Regions from separate parts of the Homo sapiens genome. Here region 1 is linked to region 2. A link is a loop called in an ENCODE intact Hi-C map of the cell type or tissue named here. Cell type or tissue: prostate gland. All regions are shown on one strand. Each heading gives the region's core, and the rest is flanking DNA. Links, peaks and the distances in the headings are about the cores only. Region 1 overlaps KATNIP (katanin interacting protein). Region 2 has its middle 6.3 kb from the start of GSG1L.

What was found. Peaks named below come from ENCODE experiments on the same cell type or tissue, not always from the same donor. Only the 100,000 strongest peaks of a DNase experiment are listed, where the experiment ranks them.
Region 1: it touches region 2 in a loop (12-fold over the local background); 51 of 110 quality-filtered maps call a loop at or near these places.

What each region holds. Positions count from the first base shown.
Region 1 is chr16:27,635,117-27,647,098 of GRCh38, forward strand. All of the region lies in intron 5 of KATNIP (katanin interacting protein), which reads left to right. Among named protein-coding and RNA genes, the nearest start is that of KATNIP, 91 kb to the left of the region's middle. RefSeq lists enhancers at 1,704-2,204, 6,004-6,645. In prostate gland, for the core only: a CTCF peak has its summit at 4,845 (motif pointing right); DNase peaks (open chromatin) are centred at 3,925 and 4,845; H3K27ac peaks cover 1,426 bases.
Region 2 is chr16:28,064,034-28,076,015 of GRCh38, forward strand. No RefSeq gene overlaps it. Among named protein-coding and RNA genes, the nearest start is that of GSG1L, 6.3 kb to the left of the region's middle. In prostate gland, for the core only: a CTCF peak has its summit at 6,882 (motif pointing left); a DNase peak (open chromatin) is centred at 6,878.

The DNA of each region.
Region 1 (11,982 bases), core at 1,308-9,307, 430 kb before region 2:
AAAACATCTTAAGCAATTCTTAAACAAAAGCCTTAATGATTCTACAGTCAGAAATCTATAAGGAATAATGGGAATGCTAATGGTCAGTATCCAGTGAATTTCAGTTACAAGGAAGTGGGTCAAAGTGCAGTGATTAATGCTGAATTATAACTATATTCTGTGAGAATTCTTGTTAACCCTGTGAGGACAGCTTTAGAAAGGGAGTCTGGGAAATGCAGTATTTGGCTTTCTGGCCTCTACCCCACAGAAAGGCTCCCCAGGAGGAGTGTGGGATGGGTACCGAGAGCCGGCCCCCTCCAGTCTAGAGCATGGACTCTGCTCCACACACCCAGGCTTTTGGGAACCAACCTTAAAGATAGACACAAACCAGGGAGCATTCAAAAGTGGTGAATGAACTACATGTGTCATGAATGAAATCATCTGTTAATTTAACAGACATGTATTGATACCCAGCAGGGCCCAGGCACTGTGCAAGGCTCTAGGGTTCAAAAAAAAAAAAAATTCAAGAAGGCTCAGTTCCTGCCTTTGAAGCTCGGGCTGTGAAGACATGGGGACTGCTTAACTGGGAGGAGGGTGTGACACCTGACTTCAAATACATGGATGGCGGGCCTGGCGGGGTCCAGAAGTTAACCACTTGAAGCCTGTGGGTCAAACTTGCCCCCAGATAATGGTTGTTGGGCTCATACAGCTTTTAAAAGACTTTTCGAAGCTTGCCAACATTTAAATTAACAAGATTTTATATTAAAAATATATCTAGCCAGGTGCAATGGCTCATGCCTCTAATCCTAGCACTTTGGGAGGCCGAGGAAGGAGGATCACCTGAGCTCAGGAGTTCAAGACCACCCCAGGCAACATAGTGAGTCCCATCTCTACTAAAAATAAAAAAATTAGCCAGGCATAGTAGCGCACACCTCTAGTCCCAGCTACTGAGGAGGCTGAGACAGTTAGGATCGCTTGAAGCCAGGAGTTCAAGGGTGCAGTGAGCCATGACCGCACCACTGCACTCTAGCCTGGGGGACAGAGCAAGACCCTATCTCAAAATCAAAAATCTAGATCTCTTCTTCCCTGGAAAAAATGGAAAAGTCTGGCCCCCACGCTGGGCCATCCTCCTCCCCACTAGGCAGCCAGCAGCAGGAGCCAAGTCCAGCTACTGCCTTTGGATAGGGCATGAGCTTTCCTGTTTGCCAAAGTCCCCACCACTCCCCAGAGCTTCAGTGGTGAGGCTGAGTGGTAGCTGTGGTTTATTATCAGATTTAGGCTATGATTTCTCTTATCTCGTGTTTCCATTTCCCGTCTGGTTCTTTGGGGCATTTGAATTTGTAGCCCCTGGAGAGTGGAAGGAGTAGGCTTTGGACTGCTCACTGGCTGTGTGTCCTGGAGCTGGCTGTGTAACCTCTCTGAGCTATGTACGTGTAACCTCTGTGAGCTGTGTGCCCTGGAGCTGGCTGTGTAACCTCTCTGAGCTGTGTGCCCTGGAGCTCTCTGTGTAACCTCTCTGAGCTGTGTGTCTTGGAGCTGGCCATGTGACCTCTCTGAGCTGTGTGCCCCAGAGCTGGCTGAGTAACCTCTCTGAGCTGTGTGTCTCGGAGCTGGCTGTGTAGCCTCTCTGAGCTGTGCACCCCAGACCTGGCCATGTAACCTCTGTGAGCTGTGTGCTCTGGAGCTGGCCGTGTAACCACTCTGAGCTTTGGTTTCATCATCAATGAAACCTCCCAGGGCTGCTGGAGGGGAGCATGTGCAGCGTGCATTACAGGTGGTCTCAGCAGGGGCTGCCTGCTGCTTCAGGTGGGAACAGGTGACAGACAAGTCCAGAGGAATGGCTAAGAGCATAGACCCTGGAACCTTCCAGCAGCCCCAGTGCAAAGCCTTGGCTCCGCCTCCTGCCAGCTGCACAGTGGCTAAGACGCTTAACCCCTTGGTGCCTGCGCTCTCATTTGTCATGTGAGGTTGGTAATGGTAATTAATGAGGGCAATTAATGAGGATCAGTGGGGTCTGTGTTTGGAGAGAAGCTGAAGCAGTGCCTGGCACAGGAGAAATAGTGAATGGTGCTGCCTGTTGTTGTTTTAATCACAGAGGGGCAGATGGGGAGGGCAGCTCAGCCTGGAGGCCTCAGGGCTCTTCACTCTAGTATGTTCCTTTGCTCACTCATACTTTACTTCTTTCATTCCGTGCTCATGTATTGAGCACATACTCAGTTTTGGCACTTACAGATGCCGGGTTCCAAGCAATAAGTGAGGCCAGCCCTGCTCTCCTGGAGCTCATGTTGATGGGGAGCGGGTGGGGAGGTTGGGAAGGCAAAGGACCAAAGGCAAGCAAGGGAGTCGGAAGACAGTGCTACGAAGGAAGGACAGAGGACAGCAGCCTGAAAGAGAAGCTGTCGGGGGAGCGCTCCTTCAGCGAAGGTGGGCAGCACAGCCTCCCAAGGGGCCGCATCGCAGCCAGGGCCTGAGAGTTACCTGGAGCCAGCCCCGGAAAGATCTGTGGCTGGGGGAGGCTTTCAGGTGAGGGGACAGTGAGAGCAGCGGGCACTGGGCACAGGCTGAGAGGAGGCAGGGCGATCAGGACAGGGTGGCAGAAAGGGTGGGGATGAGGGTGTCAGGGTTGCAAGTAGGAAGAACCGGCCATGCAGGGCCTAGAAGACCACAGGAGGAAGTTTGGATTTCAATCTAAATGTGAGAATTTCCAAGAGGGTTGAAACAGTAGAGCGCCACGTTTGGGTTCATATTTTGGGTTCATGTGTGCAGAAAGGACCGCCCATGGGAGCAAGGGGCTACAGGAGGACCAGGAAGCCTTTGAAGCAGGGCTACGTCTCTCTCCACCAACCTTCCCCAGCCCCCGTCCTTGCACTTCTGTTCCCTGTCCCTGAGCTGCCGCCAACTCGTAGCTTCAGTGTTCCCCTGATCCATCGTGCCTTCTCCACACACGGTTTTACACTCCCTCCATATTTGTTAGTTGAAAGTTTCCAAGACAGAGACAGTCTGAATCTCTCAGCTCATCCCTTTCTCAGGGCATGGCCTGGGCTGCTGCTGCTTAGCCTGGATGAGGCACCCCCTCCTACCTCCATCGGCTATGACTAGAGCCCCTCAGAGACCAGTTCATTTGGTGCAAACCCTGCCTGCCCTGGCCACATGAGCAGGAACCATGAGTCCTATAGCTTCTTGTCAAGAAGGCTGGAGGTAGCAGAGTGAATAGACTGGGGGTGCCAGCTATACCATTATTACCGTCATGAGGAAGACAGGCTGGATTGGTTTGCTCTGGCTCCAAGAAGTGGAGTTAAGTCCAAAGTTTCTCCATGGTAGACAGTCCATGGAGACAGAGTCTTGGGTCCATGGGATGGAGAGGAAGACAATCTTTCTATCCTAACCCTTTTGGATGGGCTCCTGCCATGCTTAGGGGCAGCCAAGGTAGGCAGAGTGGTCAAGGCAGCCAAGTCCCCAGTGGCCAGTGGCCAGTTCTCAAAAGCTGCTCCACCAAGAGAGGGACCACAGTCCTCTCCCGGTCTTGGGGTTTCACTTGTAGGGCCATGCCAACCAGGAGGTATCAGTGGGGCCACACGGTCGCCTTGTGTATTCACATTGGTCAGCAGGGGACACCGTGGTGGGATGCAGTGGTCCCAGTGCACAGTGAGCACCTGCAGTCCCAGCCTTATTCACAGTCCACACAGCCCCCTTGCCTCCCCATTCACCCTCTGTACTCTCCTCCTGGCTGTCTTGCTGGATTTTTTTTTTTTTTTTTTTTTGAGACAGGTTCTTGCTATGTAGCCCACACTGGTCTTGAACTCCCGGGCTCATGCGATCCACCCACCTTGGCCTCCTAAAGTGCTGGGATTAACAGACGTGAGCCACTGCGCCCAGCCCTGAAACTCTCTTGAATCACACACCCTGTTTCTACTGACCAAGCCCAATCCATTCACCGCCTCCAGGAGAACAGGTTTCTCTTCTTACGGTCTCACCCAACAATAAGAAAGCACATTTGGGTAGAGCTGCCCTGACAGGAGGGGCTGCGTCAGGTACACTGGCCTCCAGATCCCTTGACCAGAAGGTCACAGAGTCATCCCAACTCTGGCTCCTGGCCAAGAAGCCGATGACTTCCACCTGTAAAACCCTTCCCAAGCCCCTCAGATTCCTGGGGGTTTGGGGAGGATCATGGCGATGGCTGTGTTGGGCTCCCGAGCTGCCACCTTCCCTGTGGAATGGGCTGGTGGTGATGTATGGCCTCTTGTTCATACTGTCCTTTTCCCCCCACCACTTCTGGGCCTTAGATCTTTATGCTGCTATCTGTGGATTAAGATTTATGGCTTCCTCAGCCTTGTAATACTTGGGTGGACAGCGGCCTAATCAACAGAGCCGTCGTTTACCAAAATGCTGTCAGATTTGATGAACGTCATCGGCTCTTAGCATTAAATTGCTAGTGAAGGGATTGGCCTTCCAGCAATTTACTGTGGGGTGGGCGTTCCTTAAAGGTCTCTAAAGCAAGTTCATTGCAATTATTAAAGCAGAGGCTTTGCTCTCACTCAGCCACCATATCCTGTGTCCTGTTGTGGCCTGTGCAGCTTCAGCACCTTCAGAAAATCTCACAAGTAAAAATGGGAAGTGTTGGGGGCCCTGTCTCTTGTTATCTTCCTTCTGAGTTCTGAAACCCTTGCAGTGAGGACGACAAATGAAACAAGCCGTAAAGCATTGGCCTTTCCAGTGACCTTGCACAACACAGACTGTCAGAGTGGGGAGCACTGCTATTTCTAAGAGATCAGACAAATCAGGGATGAACACATCAAGTCAGCCGGACCTCCCAACCCTAGACCTACCTTTGTCAGTGTTTTAGAGCTCTCGTACCTCTAGAGGGAGCCATTTGCATACTGCACAACCCACACAACCATATGGGGCAGCCCCCAGCCTTGCTCTTTTTTTCTACTTGACAATAAGCTTTAATGCACACCTTTTAAAACAGTTTGCGAAGAGGGGTGGCAGATATGAACAAATAACTCTAGGCATGAACTGGGCTGAGTGTGGGCCAGGTATGAAATAAGCTGGCCTTGGGTTGCAAAAAGGAACATGGATTTGGGGATGTCACTGCTTTTAAATCCTCCTCCCCCATATGATTGATACTGCAAGGGTCTACCCAGGTCTGGGTGCTGCAAGTAGGCAAGAAAGAGCAGCCGCTTTGAAACACCCACTCAGGTACAGCAGCGTGCCAAGCGGGGAGCTAGCCAGGTGCACAGTCATCATCCCTTGCAAGGGCGTGGAGGTGGGAGGCAGGGAGCCATGCACGGCCTGGGGGGCTGGGTTGGAACCTGCCAGCCTGGGCTGCTCACTGGAGGTGAGCCTTCCGTGTGGGCAGGGCTGCTTTCAATCTCCTCCCAGTGGTGGCAGAGGAGCCTCCCTGGGGCTGGGGGCGGGAGAGCAGGCCAGATGGAGGGACTATTTATTCCCCTCTCCAGCACCCACTCAACATTAGAAACTCTTTCTGGACCACATTAATTTTGTCACATGTTGCTTCATAAACACATTCTCCCATTATGTGTGCTGTGTGACCTCCTTGAGGGCAGGGCATTGGTTTTTAATTTTTTTTTTTTTTTTTTGTATCTTCCTGTGTTTTCAGAACCTTGTATGCAGTCGGCGCTCAGTAAAAGCTTGCTGATTCAGTGCCTTAATGCCGACTGCAAACCTGGGTCCTGACACCTCTGCGAGGTGAGCAGTAGTGCTAAAGGGAAGACGGGAAAACCACAGACGAGAGAGAGGCCGGGCGCGGAGGCTCACGCATGTAATCCCAGCACTTTGGGGGGCCGAGATGGGTGGATCACCTGAGGTCAGGAGTTCGATACCAGCCTGGCTAACGTGCTGAAACCCTGTCTCTACTAAAAATACAAAAACATTAGCCGGACATGGTGGTGAATGTCTGTAATCCCAGCTACTCGGGAGGCCGAGGCAGGAGAATTGCCTGAACGCGGGAGGCAGAGGTTGCAGTGAGCTGAGATCGCGCCATTGCACTCCAGCCTGGGCGACAGAGTGAGGCTCTGTCTCAAAAAAAAAAAAAAGGAGAGAGAGAGACCTGGGCTTTCCTTGAACATTAGAGCTCTCTTTCATGCTTTCAGTTCAAATCCAAGGCTAGCAGAATTGTTCATCCCGATTCTTGGTTATCTTAAGTTCAGGCACGTTTGGGTCCAGGAGCTCAAACGATATAATGACCTATTCTTCATCTCTCAACCCCCCCTGTGCCCCATGTGGTACCAAGACAAGCCACCAGCAGCTGCCCACTTAGGTTCCGCCACCCTGCTACCACATCTCTTCCATGCCCCAGAACCAGTCACCCAATCACTGGGGGGACAGGGGAATCGCATGCTCTGATTGGCTAGGCCTGGGTCACGTGCTTCCACCCCTTGGGAGGACTCAGTGCCATGTGAACCTCTTAGGGCCCGGGCAGGAAGTGGGGAGCAAGACACCATCTCAAAAAGCGAAAACAGGGTGCTTTTACCAAACACAGGGGAGTATGTGCTGGACAGGCAGAAGCAACGGCTTCCACCACAAAGCCTTGTCGATCTCCTGATCTTATGCTATTGGAAATTGAATGTGCGTGCGTGTAAATGACCTGGGATACTGCTCAGGTTTACATTCTGATTCCCAAGGCAAAGGAGGGGCCTGGAATTCTGCATTTCTCACAAATTCCCAGGAGATACCAATGCTGCTGGTCCGTGGACCACACTTAGAGTAGCAGGGCCCTAGTCCAGGCCCCCTTTTTCTGGACAAAGGACTAGAAACCCATGGGGAGGCCAGGCCGCACCCTAGGCCCTGGCCGGTGCTGGTGAGTCAGGCAGCTCCTCAGGCCTGGGCCCCGTGCCCCGTGGTCCCTCCTCCTTGCCCCTTCTCGAGCCATCTCTTCCCCGGCTAGAAGGCCTCCTGGTATTTGGATGTAAATTGAGTAGTTTCTGGGGAGGAGGGAGGAGCATGCTCTCCTGGGAGGTATGGTAGAAAATTGCGGCACTATTCACAATAGCAAAGACTTGGGACCAACACAGATGTCCAACAATGATAGATTGGATTAACAAAATGTGGCACATATACACCATGGAATACTATGCAGCCATAAAAAATGATGAGTTCATGTCCTTTGTAGGGACATGGATGAAGCTGGAAACTATATGTCCTTTGTAGGGACATGGATGAATGCTGGAATCATTCTCAGCAAACTATCGCAAGAACAAAAAACCAAACACCGCATGTTCTCACTCATAGGTGGGAATTGAACAATGAGAACACATGGACACAGGAAGGGGAACATCACACACCAGAGCCTGTTGTGGGGGGCCTGCTGTGGGGCCTAAAACTTAAAGTATAATAAAAAGAAAAATTCAAATCAATGATGAACTTCAAAGCCGTTACAGCTTCATCCCAGTCGAGGTAGGAAGACCTCCAGGAATCTCCGGGCCTGGAAACCCCCGGTTTTGGTTATATGTTCCGGGTAGTGCTTTCCCTCCACAGCCCTAGCGCCGAGGGTAACACATGTGCTAAGACCGAGTTGATAGGGCCTGGGAGGAAGCTGCGCCATATGTGGAGCTGGAACCCAGGGCAACATGGGACACCAGGGAAGTTCTCTAATCCCAGTCCAAAGGCCTCTATAGCCCAGGCTGGACACATTGTTTTTTAATTTTTAAAAAATTTTTTTTTTTTTTTTTTTGTGGAGACAAGGTCTCACCGTGTTGCCTAGGCTGCTCTCAAAATCCTGGCCTCAAACAATCCTCCCACCTCAGCCTCCTGAAGAGCTGGGATTAGAGGTGTGAGCCACCACACCCAGCCCAGGTGGGACACATTTATTCTTCAACACGCCTGCTGGGGGCAGTACAGCATGGTGATTTAGAACAAGAGTTCATCCACAACTACAGCCCTTGGGCCAAATCTAGCCTCAGCCCGTATTTGTAAATAAAGTGTTACTGGAACACAACCGTGCCCATTTCTTTAGTCATTGCCTGTGGCTGCTTTTGAGCTGCAATAGGATTGCTGAGTATCCTAACAGAGACCATATAGCTTGCAAAGTCTAAAATCCTTCTGGCCCTTTACAGGAAATGTTGGCCCATCTTTGGTTTAGTGTCAGGCCTGTGATTAGGCTGTGCAACTTCCTCGCTGTGTGGCCTTGGGCAAGTGGCCTACACCCTTGTGACTCAGTTTCCCCCTTGGGTTGCTTTGAGAACTAAATGAGCGGCCAGGCACAGTGGCTTACACCTGTAATCCCAACACTTTGGGAGGCCAAGGCAGGTAGATCACCTGATGTCAGGAGTTCAAGACCAGCTTGGCCAACTTGGCAAAGCCCCGTCTCTACTAAAAGTACAAAAATTATCTGGGCCTGGTGGCGGGCACCTGTAGTTCCAGCTACTCAGGAGGCTGAGGCAGGAGAATTGCTTGAACCCAGGAGGCAGAGGTTGCAGTGAGTCGAGATCACCCCGCTGCACTCCAGGCTGGGTAACAGAGTGAGACTCTGTCTCAAAAAAAAAAAAAAAAAAAAAAAAAAAGAACTAAATGAGTGAATGCACCTGAGTGCTTGGAGTGGCACCCAGTGACATGGCACGTAGTGTGAAAGCGTTGATGGGTGAGCGGGGCATTGTGAACTTGGATCAGAAAGGAGTTCTGTCCAAACTACTAGAGTTTGGTAGGTCAGTAAGACTCTGACATCATTTTCTTCATCATCTAGATAATCCTTATGTTTACTAAACCTGCAGGGAATTGAATATTACAAGGGGTGAAAGGTTCTAACCCCAGGGCTTCAAGGGAAATGCATGCCCTAATTACCACCACCACCACCACCCCTTTTTCTTTTTTATTTATTTATTTTTTTGCTGCTTCTAGGACCAGTTCTAGGAAATTGCTTTTTCTAGGGCCAATTCCTCCCTAGTCCATCTTCCAGAGACATAATCTTTTTTTTTTTTTTTTTTTTTAAGCAGGGTCTTACTCTGTTGCCCAGGCTGGAGTGCAGAGGTGCGATCTCGGCTCACTGCAGGCTCCACCTGCCAGGCTCAAGCGATTCTCCTGCCTCAGCCTCCCGAGTACCTGGAACTACAGGCACACACCACCACACCTGGCTAATTTTTGTATTTTTGGTAGAGACAGGGTTTCACCATGCTGGCCAGGCTGGTCTCGAACTCCTGATCTCAACTGATCCGCCCTCCTCAGCCTCTCATAGTGCTGGGATTACAGGCATGAACCACCGCGCCCAGCCAAAGATGTAATCTTGATCATGCCGTCCCCAGCCCCTCTTAGCTCCAGAGCCTCCTATAATAACAGCCCTCGTGGGCATCTGGCTGGGTGCCAGCCCCATTCACAGGCTCCCACGGAGACCTTGTCTCTCAATTTCCTCCTGCATCATTTTTCTTTTAGTCACTTGTCCTTCTCTGAGCCCTTCTTTGCTCACTTTTTCTTTAGAGCCAGGATCTCGCTTTGTCACCCAGGCTGGAGCATAGTGACGTGATCATAGCTCACTGCAGCCTCGAACTCCTAGGCTCAAGTGATCCTCTTGCCTTGCCCTCCCAAGTAGCTGGGACTACAGGCACGTATCACCACGCCCGGCTAATTTATCTATTTATTTTTTTAGAGATGTGGTCTCACTATGTTGCCCAGACTGGTTTCAAACTCCTGGACTCAAGCAGTCCTCCCATCTCAGCCTCCCAAAGTGCTGGGATTACAGGCAAGAGTCACCTTGCCCAGCCCCTAAATACCCTTGAGTACCCCTTTTGTGAGTCTTGGAGTTCATGCACATACTCTGTGTCCTGTTCTATCTTTCAGTAACAGGGCCAGGAGAGGGTGAGGTAAGTAAGGCACCTGGAGCAGAATATTAAAGGAGGCCTCATGCTCAGATTTGTGCATGGACAGGTTGGTGCCTGAGAGTGAGACTCCCTTAAATATCACACCCTGGGCACCTTGCTCCCCTCAAGCCAGCCCTGGCCCTGCTTACTGAGTCCAACACAGCCAGCTTTACCTGTGGCCTTGGAGCAGGTGGCAGTTTCTCTGGTTCACTACCAGAGGACATGGTTGGCTGGCTTTTGGGGGCTATGCCGAATGAAACATACACCTGAGAGGCAGTCTGGTGACCTGTGCAGAGTTGATGCCGTGTAAATAGGTACAGCCCTGTGGTGCTGTGTGCCAAAGCCCCAGCCGAGGGCTCACCTGCGTCACTGCGTGTCATCTTTGTGGCAGCTCTCTGATGAAGATTCATGAGTGGTGTCTTAACAGATTTGGAAACCGGGCTCAGGGAGGCTAGATGACTTGCTCAAGGTCACACAAGGAGTAGGCATCAGAGTTCCAGGAATCACGTAGCATGCCGGAGTCTAGAACCTGGGCCCTTCACCACACAGGAGCCACGGTAACAGAAACACAAAAGTAACAAGTGCCCAGAGTGGGTTAGCAAGTGGGATGGAGTTGAGCTGCTTGCAACAGAAACTAGATTGCTGCATCTTAGAGAACATGGCTCCTGTTTTCCTCATTTGTGAACAGTGCATTTGGAGGCAGGCTGGTGGCATGGGTGGGTGGTGCCACCAGTAACCCAGCTTCTCTGTTGCGCTGGGCCATCTTTGGTGTGTGGCTTTCTTCCTCATTCTCACAAGATGACTGCTGTGTTCCCAAACATCCCATCCACATTCCGGTCAGGAAGAAGGGTAGAAGGGTAAAGGGCAGAAGTCCTGTCTGCACTGAGTCTCTCCTGATTACCAGGAAAACAGAGTTTTCTCTGAAGCTCTGCCTCGTAGACTTCTAACCACTAGCATTGCCACACCTGGATCTCGTGGCCATCCCTAGCTGCAAGGGCCCCCAGCAATGTGACCGTCTTAGTGGGGCACATGGCCACCTCAGTAGAGTCAGGCAGCTGACAGATACCAGGTAGGCAGAGAGCATTGTCTCCAAAGCTAGGTAGGGTTTGGATGCATGGAAAAGATTTGGGAAAATGGCATTCAGATTGGGAGAATAGCATAAGCAGAGGCACAGAGGTGGGAGAGTTCAGGGTACAAGGGAGGGCCAAGACTGTCACAAATAACTTTAATCCTCTTCACACTGGTGTAAGCAAAAAGGAGAATGTTTCAGTGGGGCTCGCTTCAGGTGCAGCTGGATCCAGGGCTTCTAAAACCCATCAGGACTCTGCTTCATCCTCTCAGCTCTCTTTGCTCTTTCTGTTAGGGACAGGATGGTCCCCAGCAGCTCCTGATAGACTTCCCTCTAGCTTCACATCCCTCAAGAAGAGAGCACCTCTTTCCCACGGCTCTAACAGGAATCCAGGGCTGTTCTCATTGCTGCCTTAGGTCCGTTTCTATCCCTGGACTGGCTGGCCATAGCATGTTATAAGGGTGGAATAGGTGGATTGGCCAGGCCTGCCTCAAATCCCCACCATGGGGCCACATGTGGACTGAGAGTTGGGAGGAAATTGGGCCCCAGAGGAAAACAAGGGAGGTGTTTCCTGAAGGACACAGCCTGGATGCTGGACTGATGAAGCTGCAGATCCTCGCAGCCCCAGAAGCCCTTTGTTTGGCCTAATTATCAGGTGTGTGGTTGTCTGTGCAGCAATCAGGGCAAGAAGGTGGGCTGTGGCCACATGGTAGGGAACCTTGCGTGCCAGGTACATCAGTTAAGGTACAGGTTTGGCTGCTCCAGCAGGGAGACACAAGTAACAGTGGCTTCAACAGCATGAAAGCTGTTGTCTCTGACACAACACTGCTTAGATGGGAGCACTCGCCCTTGCTCCATGAGGTCACCCAGGAACCCCTGTTACTCTGACCATCCTCCAGATGTTGCTTTCCTCCCCCCAGCACCAGTCAGCTCACTCCCACCTCCCCATTGCAGCTGGCAGAGGAAGCTGCAGGGCCTGGGGAAGCTGGCCCCTGCCCTTTGAGGAAACACCTAGAAGATGCAATGCACATCCCTCCCTCCCACCCACAGCTTGTGAGTCAGAACGGGTTCACGCGGTTCCTCTTAGCTGCAGGGGAACCTGGGACTCCATGTGCACATCTGGAA
Region 2 (11,982 bases), core at 2,690-10,689:
GGCTCCCCAAGAGGGACACGGACCAGCAGGACCCTGTCCCAGAAGGGGATCCCCAAAAGGACCCCCGCACCAGACCCTGAGAAAGGAGTTTTTCCAAAGGTTCTAAACAGCAGAGCCTGCAGGGCTTCCCACAGCCAGGGAGCTGCAAGACCCCCTGGATAAGACAACCCATGCTGGACTTGGAGTGGCAGAATCTGTCAGGAGGCGCCCCTCCTGGAGTATTGGGTTATAGGGTTTGAAACGTTTTTCTGTCTCCTGGGTGTCACCTCCAGCATCTGGGAAGAGCTCCCCTCCAAGGATGAAACTGTCATCTGGGCTCCCAACCATGGCATGCAACTGCAGGAAGAGTGGCAACAGGGTACCCCAGACAGCCCACTGCACCCACCTGAGATCCCAAACAGCAGAACCCTAGGAGGGCCCATGCCGGCCACAAAGTTATTGCAGCTACCAGGCAGTGGTGCCCTACAGGGGCTGCCAACCCTGCTCACATGCACACCATGTGAATGTGGGTAGAATCTTCAAGATTCGGGTGGGGGCAGGGTGGCCAAACATACTGACTTTGGGATCAAGCATATCTAGGGCTTGACCAGCTGTGTGGCTTTGAACAGGTCACTTACCCTCTCTGAGCCTCAATTTCCATAACTATAAAAAAGGGAGGACCCCCCCCCCTTCAAGGTATATCACAGTGGGCTGCTGTAATGAGATCATGGCTGCAAAAAGCATTTGGCACACAGTAGACTCAATTAATAATTCACTGTTACTGACATCTGAACCAAGATCAGTTGACCAAACTCAGACAAACCTCTTCAGGCTCTCCTGTGCAACGTGGAAACTGTGTGCAACCCCGTCCCCACCTCTGCTCTAAGATGACCACGCTCCCTGAACTCCCTTCGCGCTGCACAGCACTTACTGCCCAGATGCTCAGGGCGTGCAACAATTAATTGCATGTTGATTATAAGAGCTCATTTGAATTCTGCCCAAGCTGAGAACTGCTCCGACAACCCCCGGCTTGCCGAGTGGCAGGCCTTGCAGAATTCAAGGTTAACCGATTATGAATTGCCTTACTCCTGTGGGTGAGCCGGCACCCACTGTCAGCTGCTGCTAATCTGCCGGGGGGTAGGTGAGAGGAAAACGTTGTGGGCAACGTCCCTGGTAAGAGCAGGCACGAAGGATGGCCAAGGGTCTCCAAACTTGCTTTTAGAGCCCTTTTCTGGCACTGTGCAAGAGATTCTCAACTATTTTGAAAGAGAGGACCTCCATGTGATAATGGTGGCATTGAGAGTATTGGTTGACAGAGAAAATACATCATCGCCAAACAGCTGTAAAGAATCCAGTAGCATCTTTTTTTTTTTTTTTTTTTTGAGATGGAGTCTCACTCTGTCGCCCAGGCTGGAGTGCAGTGGTGCAATCTCAGCTCACTGCAACCTCCGCCTTCTGGGTTCAAGCGATTCTCATACTTCAGCCTCCCGAGTAGCTGGTATTACAGGCGCTTGCCACCACGCCTGGCTATTTTTCATATTTTTAGCAGAGACGGGGTTTCACCGTGTTGGTCAGGCTTGTCTCGAACTCCTGACCTCAAGTGATCTGCCCGCCTCGGCCTCCCAAAGTGCTGGGATTACAGGCATGAGCCACCGCACCCAGCCTCCAGTAGCACTTTTAAACTGGCATGCAGTATTCATCATGAGTGTCTGTGTACCAATGAAAACCAGCCCCTCGATGTGTGCTAAACAGGGTACTTCTTTGGACTCGAGGCTGTGGTTGGTGTGCATGTGAGCAGGGCTCGGTGACCTACAGCTGGGAACCCTGTCCTGCATGTTCAAAGCCAGGAGAGCCCAGGTGAGATATGTCTCAGGGACCACACTCTCTCAAGAAACACCTGAGGATGCACAGAGGGATTTGGAATTTCCATCTAAGATGCTCCTCCACTCACTGAGCCACCCACTGAATGCTCAGCACTGGGAAGAAAAGAGAACGTGAACAAAGTTCGTAAGAAAGAACATCACTCAGAACTTTGAGAGGCCGAGGCGGGCAGATCACCTGAGGTCAAGAGTTCAAGACCAGCCTGGCCAACATGGCGAAACCCTGTCTCTACTAAAAATACAAAAATTAGCCTGGTGTGGTGGCGCACAACTGTAATTCCAGCTACTCAGGAGGCTGAGGCAGGAGAATCCCTTGAACCCCGGGGGCAGAGGTTGCAGTGAGCTGAGATCGTGCCACTGCACTCCAGCCTGAGCGAGAGAGCGAGACTTTGTCTCAAAAAGAAAAAAAGAAAGAACACTGCAGAGTATGCAGGGGTGAAAGCCAGGGAGAGCAATTCAGCAGGGAGGGATCAAAGTGGGGATGGCTTCAAGGAGGGCCTCACTGAGAAGGGGACATTGGAGCAAGGATTTGAAGGAGATGTAGGGGCAAGCCATGAAGACATCCGGGGGAATGGAAGTTCCAGGCAGAGGGATGGCCAGTGCAAAAGCCTCGAGGCAGGAGCCTGTCTGGCCCTTTGGGGAAAAACTGAGAGCACAGTGTGGCTGCAGCTGAGTGAGCAAAGGGCAGAGGAGGAAAAAAAGGGGGCGGGAGGTGCTAGAGGAGGGGACAGATCACACAGGAATGCAGAGACCACACAAGGACTCAGGTATTCACTCTGAGCAAGATATTCATGCCGGCGGAGGGTCTGGGCAGAGGGGACCCATGTCTGGTTTCGTGTCTAACAGGACCGCACGTGCTGCTATGGGAAGAAGGGTGGAAGCAGAGAGACCAGACAGGCTGGTGTGTGGATTCCAGTGCATGAGGCCAGGGACTCAGACCAGTGTGGGGACAGGCATGGTGGAGGTTCTGGGTCAGCTTTAAAGGCAGCTCCAGGCCAGGTGCGGTGGCTCACGCCTTTCATCTCAGCACTTTGGGAAGCCGAGGAGGAAGGGTCACTTGAGTCCAGGAGTTCAAGAGCAGCCTGGGCAACAGAGTGAGACCCTATCTCTACAAAAGAAAATTAAAAATGAGTTGGATGTGGAGGTGTGTGCCTGTAGTCTCAGCTACTTGGGAGGCTGAGGCAGGAGGATCGCTTGAGCCGGGCAGGTTCAAGGCTGCAAGGAGCTATGATCGAACCACAGCACTCCAGCCCGGGTGACAGAGTGAGACCCTGTCTCTAAAAAAAAGAAAGTGAAATAAAGGCAGATCCAGCAGGATTTGCCCACGATAGAACACGGGGAAGTATGACTCCGATGTGTTCGGCAGGAGTTCCCGCAGGGATGGAGTTGCTATTGGCTGAGTCAGAAGCAGACCTGTGGGGCACAGGGAAAATCCAAAATTCTGGCTGAGTTTGTACTGGGCCTTTCCCATGAGCTGAAGACAGTGGATGGAGATTACACCCTTGGAGGGACCACTTCAGATGTCTACACAACCTTCGAAGTGAATCCAAACTCATCAGCAAAACCCTTGGATCACCACAGGGATTTTTATCCCAAATAGTGATATAGTTGGAATTACCTTGGGCGTAGAGGGAAGCGGTTGCAGGGAGAGGTAATGGGATTTGTTTAGGAGGCCAGAAATGTGAGCCTAAGTCCCTGGCTCCCTCCTCTCTGGCTCACTGCCACAGGCCAAGGCCTCACTGCAGCCTCCTGTCTCCATGCTGTCCCTCAGCCACCCCAACCCTGCACCTGCCTCCAGAGAGACCAGCCCCACACACCTCCGCCAAACCCCCCCCAAATGCTCCCACCGCCTGCCCTGCAGGACAAAAAGGCTCAATGACTGAGTTCGCTCTTCCAGGTCCTAGTGACTAGCTCCTGTCCACGTCTCCAGCCCCTTTGCCGCCCCTGCACTGCCACAGCTGCACCAAACCACCGTGCGGCGTCAGACCACCTGGTGCTCAAACTGAACCCAGGCCTTCACACACATTCCTTCCTCTCCATGGAAAATCCTTGCTCTCCTTCCTCTGTGCGTCTTTCAGGGTGCTGTTGTAAGCCTCATGCCGCCGTAGAATCCTCCCTGACCCCTATCCCACGTCCTGGCAGCCAGTCATCCCTCCTCTGATCTTCAATATCATGAATCACTCTGAACCATGATGTCTGTTTTCACACCTGTCTCCCCCACGTGCCTGGGAGCCCCTCCAGCTCACCCCACATGGCACCTGCAGACCAAATCTGGCCCTTAAGCTTATTTTGTTTGGCCTGGATGGAACTGGCCTCTACAGAGTGTTAAATTTTTATCAGTTGCCAACATTCCAGAATCATGAGAGTTCACATAAGAATCTAGACTCCCAGGCCAGGCGAGATGGCTCCCACCTATAATACCAGGACTTTAGGAAGCTGAGGCAGAAGGATTGCTTGAGGCCAGGAATTGGAGACCAGCAGGGCAAAAAAATTAAATCCTATCTCTATAAAAATTTTTAAATTAGCCAGGTGTGGTGGTGTGCCCCTGGCTCGTGTTTTTATACTCAACAAAATTTACCAGAAAAACTGTTGCTATTAATAATGAAATTCATACTTTTCAGGAAACATGAATCTGCCTTGAAGGGATGTGTCCCCAATGCATTTCATGTTTCCTTGGAGTCCGTGGCTACGGTCATTTGTTAGCTTCTGGGCTTCCTAAGTCACTTCCTGGTTTCTACACCTTCAAAACAGAGCTTGGGAAAACAGAACATCCCCAGCCTCCAGCCTCTCCTAATTATAGCAAGAGATTAGCCAATTTCCAATTATCAGGGAAGTTTTTTAAACATCGACTCCCAAGGTATGCAAGCCTAATGCCCACTTCACTCCCCTGGTTAACCCGTCACTCCGGGTTTCTGGGGAAAGCCAGCCTCACAGTGCTGGTATGCTTACCAGGCTGTTCGTGGTTCAGGGCCACTGTTCCCAGGGAAGGGAAGGCCCTCAAGCTCTGTGCAATCAAAGACATCCCAGGGGGTAGATTCTCCGGAGGTGAAAGGAACCAGCTTCATTAGAAAGTGATCAGCTGGGGCTACCTGTGTGTTCTTGGAAACTGTTGTAGCCCTTGTCTATTCAGGAAGTGTTTATCAGCCTCCTGCTCTGTGCTGGGCATTCAGTGAACAAGACAGGCCAGGTCTATGCCTTCATGGGGCTTACCTTCTAGAAGGGGAGACAACAATAAACAAGGGGCTGGGCGTGGTGGCTCACACCTGTCATCCTGACAATTTAGGCGGCCAAGACAGGTGGATGGCTTGAGCCCAGGAGTTCAAGATCATCGAGCAACACAGTGAGACCCCCGTCTCTACAAAATATACAAAAAAAGTTAGCCGGTTATGGTGGCACGTGCCTGTCATCCCAGCTACTCGGGAGGCTGAGGTGGAAGGCTCACTTGAGCCTGGGAGGTGGAGGTTGCAGTGAGCTATGATTGAGCCACTGCACTCCAGCTTGGATGACAAGGCGAGACCTTGTCTTTAATGATAATAATAATAAACAGGGAAGTGGGTGATAAATTCCCCAAATGCATAGATGGTAATCTGTGCAGGAGAACAAAGAAAAGATCTACTGGGGGACCCTCACTGATGAGGGATTGTTATATAATATATGCATGGACACTGAAACATTACACTGCACCCCAGAAATATGTAGCAATTATTATGTGTCAATTATAAAATTAAAAAGTAATTAATTTTTAGAGATAACTGGGAAGGTCTGAGTGTTAATCCTGGCTCTGCTGCATCTGGGCTGCGTGTTTTTGGATCTGTTCCCAATCTCTCGCTCAGAGCCTCAGTTTCCTCGTCTGTGAAATGAGGGCGGGAAAAGGACACCAATATGTGTGGAGTGTCTCAGCACAGGAACGCATTTCCACACATGGTCGCCCATCTCTCGTCATTCTCAATCCTCAAGGGGTTAGTCGTGTCCATTTTATAGATGAGGAAACTGACGCTGCTCAGAGAGGCTCCATCAATTGCACCAAGCCTACGTGACAGAAGCGTGGGGCACGTAGACAGAAGTGTCTTGGAGGGCTGACGGTTGGGGGGCACTCCTATCCCAGGGCCTTCAAGACCGGCCCAGGAGCTTTGATCTCACTCCGCCAGCCATGAGGATCCAGCGACGGCTGGAGCAGGCGCACGACGCTGCGTTTCTGGAAGGCGGCTCTGGGGACCCGCGGTCGGTTGGATGGGAGGTGAGGCATCGTGGGGATGTGTTAGGAGGCTCACGCATAGTCCATGCCAAGTACTGAAGTCTGCTCTGAGCCATGAGAAGGAACCTCACACTTGTTCCCCAGCTGCGTTCTCGAAGAATCAAGCCAAAACCCGCCACACAAGAGCTTTAGTACATCTGCCAGAAAATGCTCTCAGAGGCAGGGACACAGCAGCCCGCAAACTGGCCCTGACTCCAACACCCAGGACAGAAAGGAAATGCGTGACAGGTCACAGATAGGTTTGGGTGGGATAGAGCAGTAACAAATGAGATGAGGAAGAGTTACTCCTCAGGTCAGAGACTGCACACATTGATTTGGCACCGACTGTATACCATGCGCTTTAGCCAAAGGGATACAATTAAATCGACCCTTATGGAATTCTTACTAGATCTCAGCTGGAGAAACAGCTCAAGAAGTAGCAGGACAGTGGCCAGAGTCCAGGACCACCCGGGGTCCCCTCTACCTGTCGTGGGCCAGCTCTGTGTCATCTTCGGATAAATGCAGTGTTCAGGTTAAAGCCCCACCGCTCAAAATGAGCCTTGGGGGTCAGTGACTCCCTTCCGTATTCCCCACGCTCAATGGGATTTTTCTCGGTCCTCAGGGGCTGCAGATGGTTTATTTTACTCCATTCCTGAGGAGGGAGAACGAGGAAGGTTGGGGAGAAAGGAGACATTATAAGGTGTCTCCTGCACCAGCCCTTATGGGGCTGTTTTCCTAGAGTAGGTTTCAAAGCTGTTGTTTTGCTTCCCTCTGCTGCCTCCTAGGGGCCAAGAGTGGGACCGCCAGTCTTGATCCCCTGGACCAGTAAGAGCGTCCCCTCCACACTCATCCATCCACCACCAAGACACGAAAACTGCCCAGGTGAGGGACTTGGGATTTAATGAAACGACTAAGAGCAGAGATCTCCAACTGGGCAGGAACATTTATGAATTACACAATGATGCACTAACATATTACGAGCTGTACATAAAGCATAAAATATCCCTTATTCCAAAGAGCTTGGGACCAGATGTGTGTCAGATTTTGGACTTTTTCCGATTTCTAACTTCTTCAGATTTTGGAATATCCACTTTGTACTTACCAGTTAAGCATCCCAAATCCGGAAATCTGAAATATGTTGTTGTTGTTGTTGTTGTTTTGTTGTTGTTATTGTTTTGAGACAGAGTCTCACTCTGTCACCCAGGCTGGAGTGCAGTGGCTCAATCTCAGCTCACTGCAACCTCCGACCCCTGAGTTCAAGCGATTCTCCTGCCTCAGCCTCCCGAGTAGCTGGGACTATAGGCGAGTGCCACCATGCCTAGCTAATCTTTGTATTTTTGGCAGAGACGGGGTTTCACCATGTTGGCCAGGCTGGTGACAACTCCTGACCTCAAGGGATCTGCCCACCTCGGCCTCAAAATGCTCCAGTGAGCATTTCTGTTGAACATCATATCAGCACTCAAAATGTTTTGGATTTTGGAGCATTTTAGGTTTTGGCTTTTCAAATTTTGGATGCTCAACCTGTATAAAAACTAGGAATTCTTAACGGAGGACATGAAGATTAAATAAACACTACTTTGAAATATTTTTATTTTACTTGCTAACAGTAAAATTCACCTTTTGGCTTTCATTTGAGCATTCCAAATGTTCTTTTCCTGATAGCAATGCAATTGAATCTTTTTTATTTTTTGGAAAGCTTAGGTTTGGAAAGCACGGTACGTGCTGTGGTGACATGAGAATCTCGTTCTGTGGAGAGTGATGTCCATACTTGGTTTGAGTGGCTATTAGAGCTGCAAACGATACCTCACAAAGATTTGTAAATTCAAATGGAAGAAGTGCCATATGCTGTGCTTTCTAAATATTAATATCAATACTCGTATTTTAATCCCATTCACCAAATAGGGAACTATTTTTTGGTGAAATTGACTAGTACTGTATACATCCATCTTCCTGGATAGCCCTCATTTCATCTTGAAAAGAATTCAGAAAATTGGTATTTGCAGATTTGTAATAAATGGATTCAAAACTTCCTAAAAGTTTTCTTTTGAAAGATTTTGAAATTGGCTAGAATTTTCTGTTTCCCAGTTCTTCAAGTGTGCAGACGTGGGGAGGTTTTAAAAGGAAACACACTTTCTTTGCTTTTTGGCAATAAAAGCTGATAACAATGGAAACATTTCCAAACATCTGCTTTCAAAATGCTCTTTCCAAAACGTGAGTATCTCTCAAAAAGCACTCACATTCTCATTCATTGTTTAAAAATCACCTTCTCCTTGAAGGGGCGGATCCTGTGCTTTCTTTGGAGGGGGACAAGTAGCTGACAGTCACATGTCACCCGAAGAAGACATCAGTAAATGAAAGCATTTGTCTTATCATAAAAGAAAATAATGAAACTCATCTTCAGGCTCAACAGCTGTTTTGAGTCACCCTCATGGTCACCCCCCATCTCAAAACAAAGTGTCATTGAAGAATCTTCTAGGAAAGTCATATTTTTAGGAGTAATTTATAAATAATAATAATAAACAACAATAGAAAGTCCTGATTCTGGACCAGGCACAGTGACTCACGCCTGTAATCCCATCACTTTGGGAGGCCGAGGTGGGTGGATCACTTGAGGTCAGGAGCTCAAGACCAGACTGGGCAATATGGACAAACCCCATCTTCACAAAAAGTACAAAAAAAAGTTAGACAGGCATGGTGGTGCATGGTGGTCCCAGCTACTCAGGAGGCTGAGCTGAGAGAATCGCTGGAGCCCTGGAGGAGGAGGTTGCAGTGAGACGAGATTGTGCCACTGCACTCTAGCCTGGGCGATAGAGCCAGACCTTGTCTCAAAAGAAAAAAAAAATCCTGATTATGTGTTGGGCACTGTTGTAAGCAGACTCACGCACATTAACTCATTACATCTACAAGCAACCCTGTGAGGCAGGTATGATTCCAGTCTTCTTTGACAGATGAGGAAACAGAGGCACAGACACGGCGGAACTGGTAAAGTGTTTTCAGGACCTTATTGTGACTGTGACAGATGATACTGTCAAAGGGGAGACTGCTGATGGGACAGAGGGTACAGCATGGTGTATTAATCTGTTCTCACACGGCTAATAAAGACATACCCGAGACTGGGTAATTATATGGGAAAGAGGTTTAATGGACTCACAGTTCCACATGGCTGGGGAGGCCTCACAATCATGGTGGAAGGCAATGGAGGAGCAAAGTCACATCTTACATGGCAGCAGGCAAGAGGGTGTGTGCAGGGGAACTCCCCTTTATAAAACCATCAGCTCTCATGAGACTTATTCACCACCATGAGAACAGTATGAGGAAACCGCCTCCAGGACTCAATTATCTCCACCTGGCCCCGCCCTTGAAATGTGGGGATTATTACAATTCAAGGTGAGATTTGGGTGGGGACACAGCAAAACCATATCGCATGGGGACCCTAAAACTTGGGAACCAGAGCTTTCCCTACCCCCAGAAGACACTGTGAGTTCTCGCAAATTTGGGTCCAGGACTGTGGTTGTGGCACAGGCCACAAAAGATACACCCAAGTCCCGGGCTATCACAGAAGGTGAGGGGCCCAGAGCTCAGTGGAAAAGGGTGAATTCTTGCTTTCACTGAGCACAGCCTTATCTTCCCTGGGTTTATGATGAAGACTTATCTTCTGAGAACCTTGTCCTTACCACACAGATGATCTGTTAACCAGCATCGGTGTTCACACACACACACACAAACACATGTGCACGCACCTGCCTGACACTTCTTTTATTGATTCAAACTCCTAAGTAAAGCAAAGAGAAAGACAACGTATTCAACATCAAGTGCCATAGTGTACTCAGTGCCTTACACACGTAACTTCATTTAGTCTTTGCAACTGCCCTGTAAGGCAGGTGCTCTTCTGTCCCCATTTTATAGATGAGAAAACTGAGGCTGAAAGAGAAACAACCTGCCCAAGGTCTAGCGGTCAACCCCAGGTGTGGCCCACCAATCTCAGGAGTCCAGAAAGCCTTAACTGAGCAGCGATCACCTCCAGAAGGGGCCTCCCCAGAAGCCCCCTTGAGCGGTCACACCCATTCTGTGTACTGGGAGGTTTTCATGGTTTTTTGTTTGTTTGTTGTTTTTTGTTTTGAGACGTAGTCTCGCTCTGTCACCCAGGCTGGAGTGCAGTGGCATGATCTTGGCTCACTGCAACCTCCACCTCCCAGTTTCAAGCTATTCTCCTGCCGCAGCCTCCCAAGTAGCTGGGACTACAGTCACGCCCCACCATGCCTGGCTAATTTTTGTATTTTTAGCAGAGTCGGGGTTTCACCATGTTGGCCAGGCTAGTCTTGAACTCCTGACCTCGTGATCTGCCTGCCTCAGCCTTCCAAAGTGCTGGGATTACAGGTGTAAGCCACCGCACCCAGCTTGGTTTAGTTTTTTGAGACAGGGTCTTGCTCTGTCACTCAGGCTGGAGGGCAGTGGTGCAATCATAGATCACTGCAGCCTCCAGTTCCTAGGCTCATGTAATCCTCCCACCTCAGCCTCTGGAGTAGTTGGGACTACAGGTGTACACCACCGCACTAGGCTACTTTTTAAATATTTCTTGTAGAGACAGGGTCTCACTATGTTGCCCAGGCTGGTCTCAAACTCCTGGCCTCAAGCGATCCTCTCACCTCGGTCTCCCAAAGTGCTGGGATGACAGGCATGAGCCACTGCGCCCAGCCTGTACTGCAAGTTTTTGACCACAAAAGAAATTTATTACATTAGAAGAGTTTTGTTAAAAGAGGCGAAGTCAGGGAAGCATGGAGACAAAGAAACAGGAGGAGGAGGAGGCAGCCCACTCCTGTCTCCCCGAGAGTGAGGCAAGCCCAGCCACCAGCTGAGGCACAGCCCAGTGCAAGGGGGGATCCTCCCTGCGCTAAGGATATCAGAAGAACGCCCGTCTCCTGAGCAGCACTCTGGAGGGAGCTGACCTAGGAAGGGGCTTGGCTGGGGCTTGCACAGGACAGGGCGGATCTGAGCAGGAAATCAAAAGGATTGTACTATGTCTCCAAGCTCAGGAGAGTCCTGGATGCGACCAGCTCATTGCACCTCACTCTAAAACGGTCAGAATCGATGAGGTGAGGCACTGGGTGGTTGTGACTCAGGGAGGCCTCTTCTGTCTACCTGGGAGTGTGGCTGTGCAGTGGGGAGACCTCAGCCCTGGGAGGAGGAGGAACGTGTCTTCCTGGAGGCTTTGGAGAAGTCAGTGGGGTTTTCTAGCTTTGTTTTTGTTTGTTTTTTTTTTTTTGAGATAGGGTCTTTCTCTGTTACCCAGGCTGCAGTGCAGTGACATGATTATAGCTCACTGCAGCCTCCACCTCCTGGACTCAAGTGATCCTCCCGCCTCGGCCTCCCAAGTAGCTGGGACCATTTACCCCACTGACTCTGTGGTCTTTCCACCTCAGCTGTTTGTTCCAGCTCCAATGCTCCCAGGGTGGTTGGGAGAGAGATTGGGCACCACCACTGAGATGCATGGTTACTCCCAGTCACGTCGCTGGCCCCAGGTCTGTGTCCCTTCCTGTGTCTGGCTGCCCTTTGCCAAGTGATTTTGCAAGAGCCCTTCCACGGTGAGCAGGGCCTGGGTCCCTGCCTCTGCACTCCAGCCATTGCCATGTGACTTGCTTTGCCAATCATATGAGGCTGCTGGGCCATAAGAACACACCTCGGCCATCCCACTAGCCCCAGGACAAGGATGACCTTGATGAATTCCTTCCCACCTGACCCCTAGTCACATGGCTGAGCCCAGCCAAGACCAGCAGAGCTTCCCTGCCAAGTCCAGCCCAGGTCAGTCAACCAATCAACCCACTATGAGAATAAATGAGTGTCGCTTTAGGGTGACGTGTGGGGTCATTTGTTAGGAAGCATTTCTGTAGC